Linked DNA regions of Homo sapiens: region 2 is linked to region 1. Evidence: chromatin contacts called from ENCODE Hi-C or POLR2A ChIA-PET data. All regions are on one chromosome and are shown on one strand. The core of a region is the stretch at or near the end of the contact, and the rest is flanking DNA. Distances in the headings are between cores, read along the strand shown.

What was found. A loop is a pair of places that touch in the nucleus more often than their neighbours do. ChIA-PET counts read pairs that join two places held with the same protein, here RNA polymerase II (POLR2A).
Region 2: a map of HepG2 shows a loop between it and region 1 (19-fold over the local background). The contact joins two enhancer-like sites. A Hi-C loop is called at or near these places in 1 of 168 maps with a recorded cell type or tissue (HepG2). POLR2A ChIA-PET finds 5 or more read pairs at or near these places in 2 of 52 experiments (CD8-positive, alpha-beta memory T cell and T-cell).

What each region holds. Positions count from the first base shown.
Region 1 is chr16:69,832,890-69,835,941 of GRCh38, forward strand. The region is part of intron 4 of WWP2 (WW domain containing E3 ubiquitin protein ligase 2); the gene reads left to right. Among named protein-coding and RNA genes, the nearest start is that of WWP2, 72 kb to the left of the region's middle. Within about 2 kb of position 1,287, at least 9 of the 41 ENCODE cell types and tissues checked have a DNase peak (open chromatin) inside an H3K27ac peak, as active enhancers do.
Region 2 is chr16:70,723,497-70,726,854 of GRCh38, forward strand. All of the region lies in intron 14 of VAC14 (VAC14 component of PIKFYVE complex), which reads right to left. Among named protein-coding and RNA genes, the nearest start is that of VAC14-AS1, 30 kb to the right of the region's middle. RefSeq lists an enhancer at 2,870-3,164. Within about 2 kb of position 2,040, at least 21 of the 41 ENCODE cell types and tissues checked have a DNase peak (open chromatin) inside an H3K27ac peak, as active enhancers do.

The sequences.
Region 1 (3,052 bases), core at 37-2,536:
TCTTGCCTAGGCTGGAGTGCAGTGATGCAAACATGGCTCAGTGCAGCCTTGACCTTCTGGGCTCAAGTGATTCTCCTGCCTAGCCTCCCATGAAGGTGGGACCGCAGGTGCACGCCACCACGTCCAACTAATTATTTTATTTTATTTTTTATACAGATGGGGTCTCACTTTGTTGCCCAGGCTGGTCTCAAACTCTTGGACTCAAGCGAGCCCCCTGCCTTGGCCTCCCAAAGTGCTGGGATTACAGGCGTGAGCCACTGTGCTCAGCCTTTTTAAGCCATCGGTTTGTCTGAGTCAGGAACCAAACAAGATTGATATATCTTTTCAGTCTCTCTTAACTTAGAGGTAGTCCTCCCTCTTTTTACTCCTTGCAGTGTGTTGTTGAAGAAACTGGACAGCGTGTCCTTTACAGTTTCCCACACTTTGGATTTTGCTGTGTGTCTCCCTAAAGTGTGGGTCTGTGTGTCTCTCTGTCCCTCATGGGCAGATCTAGAGGCTGAGACTGACCTTGGTTCTTTTTTTTCTCTGGTGTGGTGATATGTGTTTCCATCAGGAGGCACATGGTGTCTGATTGTCTCTCTTGGTATGCTGGCTTTTAAAGGGCTGTCTTTCAAAGGGCACAGTCCCTGGGGACTTCCCAGAGTCTTTTCCCTAGATTCTCATATTCAGCCTTACTGCTGTCTGTCGACCTCCATAAAGTAGCATTAGAAGGTATTGGTAACCAGTTATTACTTAGAACAGAAGGGTGCAGTCGTATAGCTGAAGAAGTATGTTTGCTGATTACTGAAGTTAGCATGAGCTTAGGCCTTTGGCTTTCTTGCTGAAACCTGAGCCTCTTGCCAGCTGAATATTTTCATTATATATGTTCCATTTAGTCCTAATTGAATCAGACTTCCTCTAGCCATGCTCTAAATTGGCACTGTTTGCAGCCCCTGCCTGTGACTTGCCCAAAGCTTTGATTCCAAGAGATCAGTGGCCCTGCGGGGCCTGGCTGATGTGCTCGGTGGGGAGTCCTGGGGCTTTCTAACTCATGCTAGGGAGGAGGCCAGGGTAGAATCTTCTTAGACACTGTGTTTCTTAAAGACACTGCCATCACCTTTGCCCAAACCACCATCTGCTCTTGCCTGGATTACCACAGTGACCTCCTACCTGGTCTTGTGTACCTCAGCCCTTCTCCTGTAGCCAGACTGGTTGTGCTACAGCAGGAATCAGGTCACTTCCTTGCTCAAAACCCTGTAACGGAGTCCCGTCCCATGTTGAGCAATTTCCAAGGACCTTGTCCCAAGGCCTGACTGGGAGGCTCTGGCTACCTCCTGCCCTCATCTGCTCCTCTCTTCCCTCGCTCCACTCCAGCTGCCCTGGCCTCCCTGCCATTCCCCAGACATGCTAGGCATGCTCTCTCACCTAGCACCTCTGGGCTTGCTTTTTCCTCTGCCTAGAATGTTCTTCCTCCAGATACCCACGTGACTTCCCCCATCCTTTAGTCTTTGCTCAATTGTCACCTTCCCAGGGAGGTTTTTCTTCTCTACCCCACATCCTCTCCCAGCTTAACATTCTTCATCCCCCTTCTTTTATTTTTTCCTATTGCACTTGCCACCTTCTTTTTTAAATTTTTTTATTTCATTAAAAAATTTTTTTTTAGTTTTTTTTTTTTTGAGACGGAGTTTCGCTCTTGTTGCCCAGGCTGTGTGCAATGGTGCAATCTCGGCTCACTGCAACTTCTGTTTTCCGGGTTCAAGCGATTCTCCTGCCTCAGCCTCCCGAGTTGTTGGGATTACAGGTGCCCGCTACCACACCCAGCTCATGTTTTGTATTTTTAGTAGAGACAGGGTTTCACCATGTTGGCCAGGCTGGTCTCAAACTCCTGACCTCAAATGATCCGCCTGCCTTGGCCTCTGAAAGTGCTGGGATTACAGACGTGAGCCATGGCGCCCAGCCTGCACTTGCCACCTTCTAACAGATTATGCAATTTTCTTTTTTTTTTAAGGAAAAAAAGAAAAGAAATTGCTTATTGTCTGTTTCTGCCAAGTAGAATGTAAATGCTCTAGGAGCACAGATTTTTGCCCATCTTGTTCCTGTTGAGTCACTAGAATAGTAGGTGCTCAAGGCACGGATGTGAACAGCACGGATGCAGATAGAGCAGGGCTTGATGAGCTTGAGGGGAGCTTGTGAGCTTCCTATATGCTAACTCAGATTCCAGTTATGGAAATAGACTCACTAAACCTACTTTTTCATGGGTTTCTTGATTTTGAGCAATGCCTCCAAAGGCAGCAGGAAGACATACTGGAAGAGAAAGGGCCTCTGTAGAGCCGTCTGCACAGCTGTAGTGAAAACAGAGGGCCCCAGAGGTGAGGTGGCTAAGACTGCTATTTATAACTAAGGTTCTAGTATATGTTTTCCAGCCACACTTACGCCTTTCAGCCTCCCCTGTATGCTCGAATCTGTCACTCAATTAGCTAATGGTTTCTTTAGTCCCATTATGTATTATAGGGTTCCTCTGGCTCAATTTTTTTAAAAAGCAAATAATGAGGTGTTCTGTTCTCTGAAGTTTAATTTTTTAAATAACCTTGCCAATTTAAAAAAACCTTTCCCCAATGTTTAATTATGAAATTTGCAAACATATGGAAGAATTGAAAGAGTGATACAGTGAACACCCAAATGCCATCCACCTATTTCTGGCTCTTGTTAACATTTTTTTGCCAAATTTGTTTTATCTATATGTTATTATAGTATATGGCTGGGTGTATTTTTTTTCCTGAGCCATTTGAAGGTAAATTGCAGATATCATGACACTTTAATCCCCAAAACTTCACCCTATTCTTCTAAAAAGTCACTTGAAAATAACTGCATATATCATTCTCATCTACTCTTGCGTCTCCCAAGAATAAGACATGCTCATATAAAACCAAAGTAAATTTTTTTTTTTTTTTTGAGACAGAGTCTTGCTCTGTTGCCCAGGCTGGAATGTGGTGGCACGATCCTGGCTCCCTGCAATCTCCGCCTGCCGTGTTTAAGTGATTCTCCTGCCTTAGCCTCCCAAGTAGTTGGGATT
Region 2 (3,358 bases), core at 790-3,289, 890 kb after region 1:
CACATTAGCTACTTGTTAATTAATGAAGCTGCTGGAGTGACCAATGTCAAATCTTTCCAAGTTTCCTGGCATCCTTAGGTGAAGTCTAAATAGTGAGATCCAGAGAATACTGCAGGTCCCATCTAGAAACAACTTCTCAAGCTTCAGAAAGAAATCCATTATCAAGTTCTCAGCCCCTGAAAACTGTTCCTGACCATCACCCTACCAGCCCTGCTGGTTGCCTGAGCTATGGGGCTGGGGGAGGTGATGCTTCTCAGGTGTGCAGACAACAAAGAACGTGCTTTTAGTGAAAGACTGGCAAGGGGCCAGCGTGAACCTGATGAGGGGTCTGACCACGTGTGCCATGTGGTGGCCACCGAGGAGGGGAGCTTTCCCACCAATCTGCTGCCAGGTCCTCCCCTCCATCACAGGGGCTCCTGGAAGTGGGGGTGACCGCTGATTCAGTGGGAGCATGGCTGCTTGGGCTGTGGGGACAGGGGTCACCCTGAAGGACACATGGCCACCTCTTGCCAAGTTCACCTGTGACCTCTAGTCTCCTCCCACCAGCCCTGCTCAAAGCCCAGTGGACCCCGCAAACACCAAGATGCCACCCCTTTGAGGCTCTTGGGCCCCCTAGGCACACTGTGCAGGGCTCCCTCTGGCCAGCATTTCCTCTACTCCCCTCATACCCCAGGTCAGACCTAATTCATCCCAGCCTGGTCTAGCAAGGCCTGCCACATGTGGTATCCATTTTGCAGGAGAAAAGCCATCCCTTGTTACAGGGAGTGCCAGTGTGTATGACACTGTGGGGACTGCTTGGAGGAGGCAGAGCAAGGCCAGGACCACCCCCCACTCCATCTCCAGCCACTTCTGGGTCAACAGGGAACAACCTCCGATGGTTCTGTGAGGTGCAAGGACGCTGGTCATTTTGCCATGGACTAGGGAACAATGGAATGCAGGCTGGGCCAGGCTCTCTGGGCTCCCTGAACTTTGCACCTCACAAGGTCATCTTTTCACCTGGGAAGGCAGCACTCTTTTTCTCCCAACAGTCTTTTCTGTGTGTCAGACTGGGCCTCTTGGGCCTCCTGGGTCCCCCTGCCATTCCCATTGCGAAGGGGTCTCTAATTAGGAGATGAGAAGCCGGGAGCCGGTTGTGTAAAGCGGCTCCTGCTGCACACACTCCTCTGCGTCCCTTGCATGGCGACAAAAACACTTCAGCCCTGGCCCCTGGGCGGGGAACGGCTGTGGAAAGCTCCAGAAGATTCACACAAGGAGCTGGACAGACAACTCAAGCCAGCAAGAAGAGAAGCTTCTGCTGAGAGGGAAGCAGGAAGCTCTGTGGAAGAATTCCTCCTGCCTGTTCAATGTCCTGTCTCCCTCCCCTCAGCTGGGGGCCCAATCGATACGGCTACGGACTTATGAAAGATCAAAACCCATCTGCATTCTGGGTAGGTGGATCGGGGCCTCTTCTAGCAAACAGACTTAGGTTGGTGCACATTTGCCACAGCAATTTATTTTTATCCTGAACAAATGAACGCAATCCATTAAAAGGGTGAGAGGAAGAGTGGGGCCGCCTAGAAGCTCTAGCTTGTGAGCTGGGGCCAGAGGCAAACAGGGATCTGGTCTGGCCACTTCACTCTAATTCGCCATCCATTAGCACCAGCACAATGGGCTTCTGGGGGCCCGGCCAATGCCTCCAGGCAGGTGAGGGGGCACCGCACAAAGACTCACAGAGTGAGGAGGGGGTCCCGATGCCAAATGGACTCGAGATTCGGCAGCTGCAGGGGATGACAGAGCCTGATGTGGGAGCTGGGCTTGGGAGGGGCGCCAGTGGTGCAGACGGCCGGTGGCCTTGGACACCTTGGTGATTTGGCCCCAGCCAAGGGCCCTGTCCACAGGGCAGAATGCACGAGGCCAGCAAAGTGGAATTTCCCAATTACGGCATGAAAGAGAGTTTCTTCTCAGGCCCTTCCCCCAGGCCCCACAATTAAAAACAAGTCCAGTTTCTAGCGGCTGCCCGGCCCCCCACCCCCTCAGTGACCAATCAGCTCCCCACTCCACCTATTCCCCCTCTTCCCAACACAAGGGCTCTTATGCAAACCCAGGACACTGGGGAGGGGCAGTAGCAGAGGCACATATTAGGGACTGAGCATTTGCTCAGCTGGACAGGCTGCCACGCCTGTCTGTAGCAGAGGTGAGAGGAGGCCCAGAATGAACCGGAAGCCTTGCTGCTGGGCTTCTCTGGGTCAGGATCTCGTGAAAGAAGTCCCATGACTGCTTCCTCCTTTCCCTTGTGGGCCCCATCCTCTCCAAATGCCCGCCTCATCTTAGGAGTGCCCTGTTCTCCTGGGAGGTGGCTCGGACCTCATCTACCATTAACTGGGCCGGTTCGGATCAGGCCCTGGCATTCACCGCATACAGTGGCTCATTACAGATGCAAGCATTCTCCACCAGTCCTCTCTGCAAGGCGGCAGGGAGGAAGAGGAGGGGAAAAATGCACAGTCGCTGAAGCCAAAGCGCGGCTGGCCGGAGGGCCGTGTTGGCAGGCAGAGCGACTGTCTTCAGACTTGCTCGCTTCCCAGCACAGAAGCAGGCCTTGTAAAGATCACAGCTGTCGGGTCACGCTGGAGTTCATATCACAGTTTATCAAAGAGGCTGGGTTTTCTCCCTCCTCTCCTTTCTACTGAGGATAAGTGGATGGTTCACGGGGAGACAAGGCCTGGGCTTGTTCTGCCTGCATTAGCATGGAGGGTGGGAAGAGGCCGGGGGAAGGCAACGCACACCAACACCTACTCCGGGCAGAGTTGTTTTAGCGGAGCCGGGCCGGGCCGCTGGTGGGTGCCCTGGGCACTGGGGCAACAGGGCCGGTGCACTGGAGCCAGCTCTCGGCACGGAAGGTGCCATGATTTCATCCCCTCAGGGGTGTGGTTCCCCCTCCACAGACCACCCTGGGAAGCACAAGCCCTGTGGGGAGGCTGAACAACAGCCCCGCTTTATCAGACACAGCCAGCACTGGGGCTGAGACATGCGCCATTTATATAACCCCACCACACTATGACACGGCAGGCACTATCATCGCTGCGTCACAGACAAAGCAGAAAGGCCTTGGAAACAGGTCACACAGTTAAAAATGGGAGGAATTGGGGTTTGAGCCCCAAATGAGTGCCTCGGGAGGCTCATCTGCCTTAGTCCTGCAAAGTCCCGTGGAGGGAGTGGGGGTACAGCACCCCACCGCACATGTCGCCATCTTCGCTCTATCTGTGAGCTTGGCCTCAACTCCCTGCTGCTAAGGAAAGGGCCTGGAGCCAGAGTAGCTGGCTAAAAAATGAAGGTTTTAAAGCCACTGGCTTCACCTTGACATGCATCTCAACCGTTATGT